Regions from separate parts of the Mus musculus genome. Here region 1 is linked to region 2. The links are chromatin contacts, found by Hi-C in ENCODE. All regions are on one chromosome and are shown on one strand. Each heading gives the region's core, a stretch centred on a gene start or an enhancer-like site at or near the end of the contact. The rest is flanking DNA. Distances are from core to core; before and after follow the strand shown. Region 1 holds the start of Ncoa7 (nuclear receptor coactivator 7). Region 2 holds the start of Rnf146 (ring finger protein 146).

Evidence for each region. A loop is a pair of places that touch in the nucleus more often than their neighbours do.
Region 1: a loop to region 2 is called in a map of T-helper 1 cell, with 4 times the contacts of the local background. The contact joins the promoter of Ncoa7 here to the promoter of Rnf146 in region 2. A Hi-C loop is called at or near these places in 4 of 37 maps with a recorded cell type or tissue (T-helper 1 cell, T-helper 17 cell, regulatory T cell and 1 more).

What each region holds. Positions count from the first base shown.
Region 1 is chr10:30,799,773-30,804,609 of GRCm38, reverse strand. It overlaps Ncoa7 (nuclear receptor coactivator 7), which reads left to right and starts at 1,284. Exons shown (of 16, transcript NM_172495.6): 1 at 1,284-1,781.
Region 2 is chr10:29,361,070-29,365,834 of GRCm38, reverse strand. It overlaps Rnf146 (ring finger protein 146), which reads left to right and starts at 3,393. Exons shown (of 4, transcript NM_001110197.1): 1 at 3,393-3,871; 2 at 4,490-4,550. Gm30698 reads right to left here and starts at 4,439. Exons shown (of 2, transcript XM_030245425.1): 1 at 4,166-4,439; 2 at 3,212-4,131. The coding sequence starts at 4,439. The coding sequence ends at 3,326.

The DNA.
Region 1 (4,837 bases), core at 35-2,534, 1.4 Mb before region 2:
AGAATGACCAAAGAATCTTTAAATTAGAAGCACCCCCAATCCCAACCATTTGAGTACAACTCCCCATTCTATTCAGACTTTCACTTTAGTGACAAACTATCCTTAGCATGTGATCCATCATGTACTTCCAGGGGAGATAATGAAGACAGTGTCATTGTTTGGCATTGCATTGGAAAACTTGGGGAACACTCTATCAGCAAGTCACCACTTTGAACACATACTCAGTTATACTTTTGCCTAAGAGAAAAGAAATCAAGGCCTATTTTATTTCTCGTCAGAACCTTGGGTTCATAGGCACAAAAGGGTGCTGACCGAGTTAAAGGGTGGGAACAGTACCTGCAGCAGAGCCTGCACTCAAGGTTGATACCAAAAGGGGTGTAAAGAACACAGAAAGAAGTGTCTCCTACTCAAAGCATAAACATGCAAACCCGATGTCAGAATTTACAGATGGTCAGTGCAAAACCAGGAAGTGATTCCATATTTGCATGACCATGTAACATCATCTGCTGCTGAAATCTCAGAGTCATGGCTGCTAAGGGCTTTGCTCCACCCTCCAGAGAGACTGGCAGTACCAAGAAGCAGCAGCAACCTGGGGAAGCCTCTATGTACTGTGTGTGTTGATGGCTTAGGACACACCTGTCACACACACACTTTTTTCTTCCTGTATTTAAGAGTGATCTTCACGATCAGATCCTCCGAGTCATCTTGCAGTTATAGCCACTGGACTGTAAAGGGAACAGCGTCCAATACAGGTTGGAAGCTCACAGAAACAGGGCCCTGGGCTCATACAAAAAAAAAAAGAAAAAACAAAAAAACCTTCCCACTCAGCTGCTCTCCAGCCCCAGCCAAGAGCCAGCTGAACTGCCCGTTGCTACATCGCATTGCCTTGGCTATAAGGTTTACAATTGGGCAGCTTATAGGATGTTGTACCGGGGACAGAAGAAGACAGTGGGCCTCTTTGCCAAAGGCAATGCTGGAAATGACAGAGGATGAATTTATGGTTGCCCCTAGTCCTAGAGCTGGAAGGTGAAGTAAAAGGACTTTAAGGCTCCAGCAAGGGCTCTAACTCCACATGTGCCCATAAGCGCTAACTTCCCTCCAAGATCCAGACAGGAGCCAGCTAAAAGGGATAAGATTAGGGGCCAGGTAAGCAGACCGTACTCGGTTCACTGACTGCCTGACCATCACAGCGTCACAAATGGCCGGGGCCTGCGGAGGCCGCGCGCGCAGCTCTCCGGGGCGGAGCCGCTGGGCCCAGGGTTCGGGGGCCCGAGCCACCTCGAGGCTGTCCAGCCTGCGGCTCCGAGGTCGCACGGGGCAGGCAAGATGTCGCAGCTGCAGCCCGCATCGCTAAGGCGGTCGGCTGAGCTCCCGGGTCCCAGCCGCAGCAGACGAGTGCAGCGCGCGCCCCGGGTCGGGCGGAGCTAGAGGCGGGCGCCGGGCTGGCGTCGCGCCACCGCAGCTCCCCGCCTTCCGCCCAGCTCGCGCCCGGCGCCCTGACCGTGGGTGCTGCTGCAGGTACCTGGGCGAGGCCTCGAGCACCCCGGCGGCGGCTGCTCGGGCCAGATCGGCACTCCGGAGCCCTTCAGGAGCGCACCCCGCAGCGCCTGACGCCTCCCTTAGCTCCTCCTCGGCGGGCGATCCCCTCCCCGGCCCTCCCCCTCCTCCCACCCCGGAGGATGCGCTTCCCAGCGCCCAGCGGCAGAGGCCACGGCTCCCAGAAATGCGTGCTCCCGAACCACTTCGCCCAGACCCGCGGAGCCCGCGCCCCCGCCCAGTAGGTAGGTCGCCGAGGCGGGGCCAGGCCTTGAAGGCTACCGGCTGCTGATGCTGCGGCCAGGAAGAACCGGAGCCTCCCTCCTGGGCTGCCGAGGTGTACTAATGGCGCTGGGCGCAGCCCCCGGGGGACCCGAAACGCTCTGCTTGGAACGTTCGAGGCCGAGCCGGGGCGCAGGGCCACTGGACCCTCCTCGCTAACAATCAGGGGACCCTCGGTTGGGGGCTGGGAGAGCTTGGAAGGATAGGTTGGCGCGGAGCTTCTTTGAAAGGAGACCGTTGCCTTTTTCTCGAGCTCAAGTAGATTGTGTCATTGCATTTTTAAAAAACAGGATCAGCAAATGCGTTCTTCCTGTTCTTTTTGCTAAAATGTAGACGACCACGGTTGTTGTTTTAGAGGTATTTAGGGGTGGTTATGAATTTTTGTGTAATTTACAGCTAGCCGAGTGGTATATAAAGTCAGTGGTGCAAACACTTTAACATTTTGGGTGTCAGTTTAAGGAAAGTCTTTCTAGAAATCAGATTACCTAGGTAGGTGATGGATGAGGCTGGCGTGTTCTCGTAGGATAAAGCTGACTGGAGCCAATGGGTTTGAGAGCTGCAAGTTTGATACAGGTGTCGGGAGTTGAGACTCTGAAAGATGCGCCAGCAGAGGCAGTCTTGTCTCCGGCCTCGCCTTCAACTCTGAGCTGACCCTTGCTTTTCTGAGAATCTGGTTGAGTCTTTTTTTCCTGTTCTTGAAATAAAAGTAATACATTAGGGCTTTTAATAAAATTGTTTCCTCTCAGGCTGCCGTTTTGGATTTTACGTTAAGCAATAAGGTTTAGAATTTTGAAAAAATTGTTATTGTAAGCTCCAATTTTATAAGCACTATTTCAGATTAAAGATTTTGGCTAACTGAATCAATATAAATACTAAGAGGACAGAATCACCATCATTACCAGGTCCTCTTCCCCCTGCTACTCCTCGACCACCCCCCCCTTCTCTTCCCATTCTCTAATTCCCCAATGTTGAATGCCTTATAGCTGTTTGTTGGTTATTTGTTGAATGAATGAAATTGTATTTCAAGATACACATTGTATATAACCCAACCATTTAAAATTATAGTATAAGATTGTTGTTGTTGTTGCTAGTGCAATTAACTGTATTTTAAATAATTGCTTCTTTCTATAAACAGGCTAACTTGGTTATTTTTCATTGACATTTCCGGCGTCAACAGCAAGGCTCTGTTAAGGTTCCCTTCGTGTCCACTTTCCAGTGTTATAGCAATTAATACCATTTCAATTTTACTTTAAAAAAACAATTTAGAAGGCAGAATTTATGTTTAAAGAAATCTATTAAGTTATTTCAGAAGGAGCAGTGATCTGGTTAATAAGTAACAGGTAACTTGTTTTAAAGTTGAGCTGTGGTTTATTTTTAATATATATATATATATATTGTTAAAGCTAAAGAGGGAAACAAAACATTTAAAAGCGTCTGTGGTTCCAAAGTAAACTCATATATATATCATATAGATAGAGATTTATTTATTTATTTATTTATTTATTTATTTATTTATTTTTGATGCTAGGAGCCAGATCCAAGATTAGACTCGAGGCTTCTGATGTATTGGGCTAATCCTATTTGAGCAACATCTTCAACCTTAGAAATGGCATTTTAGCTATTTTCTCTATAAATTGAGGTTTTTAGATGATCCTGTGTCTTTTCTGCTTGAAAATGTTTAGGAGAAAAAGACAAACAAAACAAAAACAAAAAATCCGTTTCTGTTTGCCTTCCATTTACACTGTGAGGGTTTGGGCTTTGGCATTTGTTTTTCTGTCACATAATGTAGTGAGTCATCATTAACTTCTTTAAAAAGAAAAAAAAAAGGTTTGTTTATTTTTTATCTATGTGAGTACACTGTTGCTCTTAAAACATGCCAGAAGAGGGCATCAGATCCTATTCCAGATGGTTGTAAGCCACCATGTAGTTGCTGGGAATTGAACTCAGGACCTCTGGAAGAGCAGTCAGCATCTCTCCAACCCCCATCATTAACTTCTCTCCTTAGCACATGTATCAGGGAACTCATTTTCTTTCCTTCTCCCACCCTAATTTCCATGCATCATCTTCCTTACTATCCAGAATATTACCCACAATCCTATTTTCACACAGTGGTAAATCATATAGAGTACTATTTCTTCTCTAATCTAGTTGGATTGTTTCAGATAGGTGAAGAAAAACTTTTAGATAAAAGGTAGGAAGACCAGAGGATATTGTGGGAAGAGAAGGTGTGATTAAACCAATTTGTATGAATAATGTATGAAAATAAAGCAGGCTGCCATGCCCAATAAAGATAGGGGCAATTTTAGAATCTTTCTTATAATCAAGGGTATTGAGTAATTCATTTGTGTTGTTTGTTCTGGAAAACCTGCTATTTTCTAAGAGAGCCTGTAGTTCTGATATGCCTTTTACTTCTTTTAAAATGATGTTTTTATATGTGTGTGGGTGTCTTGCCTGCAGATGAGTCTGTGCACCATGTGCATGCAGTGTATATAAAGGGCAGAAGAGGGCGTATCTCCTGGGACCAGAGTTCTAAACTGTGGTGAGCCACTATGTAGAGGTTTGGGATTAAGCCCAGGTTCTTTGCCAGAGTTCTTGACAGCTGAGCTATCATTCCCCACCCCAACCCCTGACTCCTACAGACATCTTACTTTTAACTTCTGGACAGTTACTTGTTTGTTTAATACCTAGAACTTGAGAACTTTCACGATGTGCTTTGACTGTGTGCTCTGAAATTAGTCAACCAAATGAGAGCTTTTGTTGTTGCTGTTGTTGTTATAGAAGGATGCAGCTTCTAATTTATTTATTTATTTTTAAAAATCTCCAGTGTCCTGAATGGAAGTGTAGCATCTTTAGGGTGTGGTGACTCATATGTTGAGGCTTGCCTCAAGAGCCAGCTGCAACACTGCCTCCACATGCACCACAACAATGCAATTCTAAGCTTCTGTTCTGCATCTAGTCTTTCTGTATCTTCCTCCTGGTATCTGTCATTTTAGGAATCTGTCTGTCCTTTGTTAAATGT
Region 2 (4,765 bases), core at 2,144-4,643:
TTTTTTATTCTTCAGTTAAACAAGCAATGTATGAAAATCTGACCCTTAGAGCCTTAGAGAGGACGATATCCAGTAGAATGACAACCTGAAGATGTTGGTATCCATGAGAGTCTTTTATGAACTGGCATGAAGAAGTAAATTCCAAACACAGGCTCTTCCTAGAAGCTGGCTGCAACCCCTTTATCTTTAATTCAGTGACACAAACCAGGATGCCAGTACCAGAACATTGTCATGGAAATGTCTTGCATCTGTTAGGGTTTACTTTCATTCTTCAAGTAACTAATCTGAATGCTTCCGCCTTTAATCCTGACTGGGAGGTAAGTCCTTTAAAAATACTCCTGATCATGTTGGAAAAATTGTCATTTTGTATTATGCAAAGGTGGGCATTCATCTGAATGCCTGAAATATCTTTCAGGAAGTGGATGTGTAGTAAATAGTACTTTATAAACTCAGTGATTGTCTGCATCTACAATTACTGACAAAGAATGAGTTCACCTTTTTCTTTTATTATTTTTTATATTTTATTATTCAGCACGTCAATGAGTATATGCATACTTACATACATACATTTTCTTGTGGGCATACTTGTATTCATTGAATCATTTGTTGCTTTTGTGGGAAACTTGTCTAAATAATGGCACCCACTATTCCTGCAATTGTTATATGTATTTGATATTTCTCCTGTTACTGTGATAAAACACCTTAACAAAAATTAACAAAAAAGCTTTTTTTTTTTTTTTTTAGAAAGTTGGTTTTGGCTCACAGTTCTAGGGTATAGTCAGCAGGCTGGGAAGTAACAGTAGCTGGAGCTGAACGTGGCTGATCACATTGTATCCACAAGCAAGAGGCAGATACTGTGACTGCTGGTGCTTGAATCTCTTTGTATTCAGACTAAGCATGACCCTTGCTCATGGAATGGTACTACCCACATTTAGGACAAATCTTCCCACTTTAATTAATCTAATCTAGATAATCCAGATAGGTATGCCCAGAGATTTATTTCCATGTTGATTCAAAATCCCAGGAAGTTGAAAAGATTAACTAACATGCCATACAAATTAGATCACAAAGTCTCACTCTTTTGAGTTCTATGCTTTGGCCCAGAGGAGAATGCAAAGAATTTGGGTGAGTTAAACATAACATCCATTACACTGCTGTACGTATGAGAGAAAATGGAAAGGAGAATAAGAAATGATAGTGAGTGATATGAAAATTTAAAACAGAGGCAGGGAGAGGAATGCAAAGGTATTTGAGCGCGCGCACACACACACATACACACACACACACACACACACACACACACACACACACAGAGAGAGAGAGAGAGAGAGAGAGAGAGAGAGAAGGGGGAGACGGAGAGGGAGAACGCAGAATGCATTATGGGAGTGATCAAAAGAGGGGAACTCTCAGCAAAGAATGTGCAGAGAGTTTGAGTAGGGGTGTTGTAGGAACAGAAAGTGGATTAAGAGGTATGGGAGATCATAAAGTAGGGTGACACACAAAAGGGGGACTTTTGATTTGTCTTTGTGTTGGTAAGCCAAAGGTGGTTGTATATGTGTATTCAGAAGTATGATATGACCTCACTTAGGTTTGGTTTAGAAGTCAGCATAAAACGTAGTAGGATCCTGAGTGTATTTTGAAGATGGAAAGAGGCAGCGAAGAAATTATTTGCAAAGTGTATATGCAGCAAAAGAGGAAGAAACTAAAGATGGGTTGGAACAAAGATACAGAAGCATGTTTTGACATGGTTGTGGGAAAGGGCTGAATCTGAGAGAGAATTTTATTAGGTTTCTGATACTTCATGTCTGTCTCAGGTTTTTCAGTAAGCAGACAAAATAAGACTCCAGGCACTTAGATATTCCGCGCCTCTTATGCACCCAGGGAGACTGAAGGACAACATAAAAAAGCTTTTCCCTAATAGACGTAGGGGCTAGGCAAGATATTTATGATCTGTCTGATTTTTGCTCTCTCAAACAGGACTTTCTTTATGGAAAATTTCCTAACCCAGAAATAAATCTTCATAGAATCTCTACCTGAATTCAAACCCCAGTTGTGTGTTAGATCTGTAAAATGGGAATAGCAAAGGATGACATTGGATTATTGTAGGGAGTAGATGAGCCCTCTCAGAATATTGTATTGGTATTACTGCTATTGTTTCTTCAAACTTGAATCTTGAAGAACAGGTCAAAATTTTGCTATTACTTTGCTACTATTATATACATATATTGTATACCACTGGAATTAAAAATAAAATGACATGATAGGGAACTAAGCTAAGATGGCATGTTTCTCAATATCTGTACATTAATTAAAGTTATAAAAATAGTATTACTTAGAAGAAAATGTATTGAAATAGCTGATACCAAGAGACATTTACACACAGTGTACCTGTTTCCCTAAAGAAGCCACAATTGTGTGGAAGATCCTGTGGACTGAATGGCTGGCTAAACTTTCTAACAGTGGTCCAGGAGAATGCTGCATACAAGAACATATATTTGTGTCCCTCCTCCCCCATAGCCCATAGTTGCCACAGTAACCATTTGCTACAAATTCCTGTATCTTCTGGCCTAACATCTTTGTTACTGTTTGGTATGCACTGTTGAAACCTAGCTAGCCAGTAGCTTCCATCAACATTTTTAATCCCCCCAACCCCTTCCCTCAATGGTACTAGGGATTGAACCCAGATCCTCAAGTAAGGTGAATCAGCCTCCTACCGCTAGATCCCTTTGAAATTAAGAATATTTTAACATCTGAAGCCTATGAAATAGACCCACATGCTTGCTCACATCGACTCACCTATTCAATGTCTTATCCCTTTCAACGTACATTGATGTACAACCTTTTCTCTTCAGGCTATAAAAGTTCATATAATATTTCCTATAACAACTGAATGAATAACCCGAACCCATGCTCTGGATTTACAGCTATTAATGTTAAGCAGATGAGCTCTTCCTTTGGATCAGTGGCCTTGAAACCCTATAAATAGGTGCACAGTACATTTTTCAGTCCTGAATTCAAACAGTGGATGTAACCTCAAAATGCAACATTGTTGCAAGCACAATGCAAACAGTTACAGAATGCGGAAATACTTTCAAAGGTGAAAAGGTTCTCTGGTCCATTTTGTGCAACTTCAAGTAGAGAAAACTGTTCTGAAAAAGATCATGTGCCGGTTAAAATGAACAAGGACTAGATTTTGATGTGTAACACCATATGCTTGCCATAAAACTAACCCATGAAATTTATTCTAGATTCGCGGGACGATTTCTTCTTCTAGCTTCCTATGCTGTTAGGGTTTAAAAGACACCCCAGCACACCCCCTCTCCCATTACATATCTGGCCATTTGTGAGGTGAATAAATTGGAGCATCTCGGGGACCATCCAGTCCACGCCGTGACTTTTCTTGTGCCTTTTTTGTATAAGGAACAAGCGGTAGTCTCTCCAAGGGCACGGCCAAAGGAAACATAGGACTTGACCCAAGGCTGAGTTTTGGAAAGGCTCTTCTTCCTGGTACTGAAGGTCTAGCTTCCTCCCACAAGCCACCTAGATGGACCTCCACCAGTTCAGAACCAGGAGGCCACAAGATGCGCCACGCAGAGGGTGAGGGAGGACCGGAACAGGGACAAGGAGCAGCCCGGTCGCAGCAAGGGACAGAGAAGAGCAGCAGCCAGCGTGGGGACCGCCAGCCAGGGCCGCCGCGCGCGGGATCACGGTGAGGGGGCGTGGCTTCCGCCGGCGCGGCCCCGCCCCTTGAGCGCCGGGCGGTCACGTGACGGCCGCGCGCGTCCCCGTCCGCTGCGGGCTCCGAAGCGGAGGAGAAAAGACTGCGAGGTGGCTGCGGCGGCGGCCGAGAGGTGGGCTCCGGGCCGGACCGGTGAGGAGCGCGGGGGGCCGTGGGCTGCGGGCCTCGGCGGGGCACTGCGGCTTCGTTGGCTGCGAGGCGGCGCTCGGAGTCCGCGGCGGGCGGCGGCGGGTCGGGGGCCGGTAGGACGGGGACGCCCTTGGCCAGCGCGGCCCGGACGGGCGCGCGGAGGGAGGCCGAGCTGGCGCAGCCCGGACTGTGACGGGCGCGGCCCCGGCCATTACTGCGCAGGCAGGCCAGGCTGCGGGCAGCTCCAGCGGGCTCGACCGGGCCTCAGTCGGCCACGGGCTGCATGCTATCTTCCGCCTGCCCTGCCGCCGCCGCCGCCGCCGCGGCTGTGCCTCTGGGTCTTGCCCAGTGCCCGGAGTCGTCCCCTCCTCCTCGCGCTGGCGGAAGCCGCCGAGCGTTCTTGTTTTGATGGCTCCCCAAACCCGAAACCAGCCTGAGGTGTCGGGATACCAGTTGGGCCTCCCAAGCCGGGTGCATCTTGAGAGCTCCGGCAGTCGCTTTGTTCTGCTTGCTGGATGTGGAGTTTTCTCCTTAACCCTCCACCCCATCTGAGAGCGCACGGGATCCCCATTGTTGTCACTGTCTTATTTTCTGGACTTTTTTTTTTTTTTTTTTTTAAAGAGAAAGGGCTATGTGACATTGTTTTTGAGGATGTGGAAATGGAACCGTCCTCTATAATTAGGTAAGATGTTTCCCCACTGTAAGTTAGCACACGCATTCTGACAACTACATTTTATCTGTGTATGTGTGTGTGTGTGTGTGTGTGTTCTTTTGCAAACTAGATGTGCACCTGGAGCTTGGGCATTGAAAGGCACGTATTGTCATAGAAGTTGAATGCGTAGAACATAACAATAAATGATCTGTATCATTAGACTTTTAAAGAACATGGCATATTAA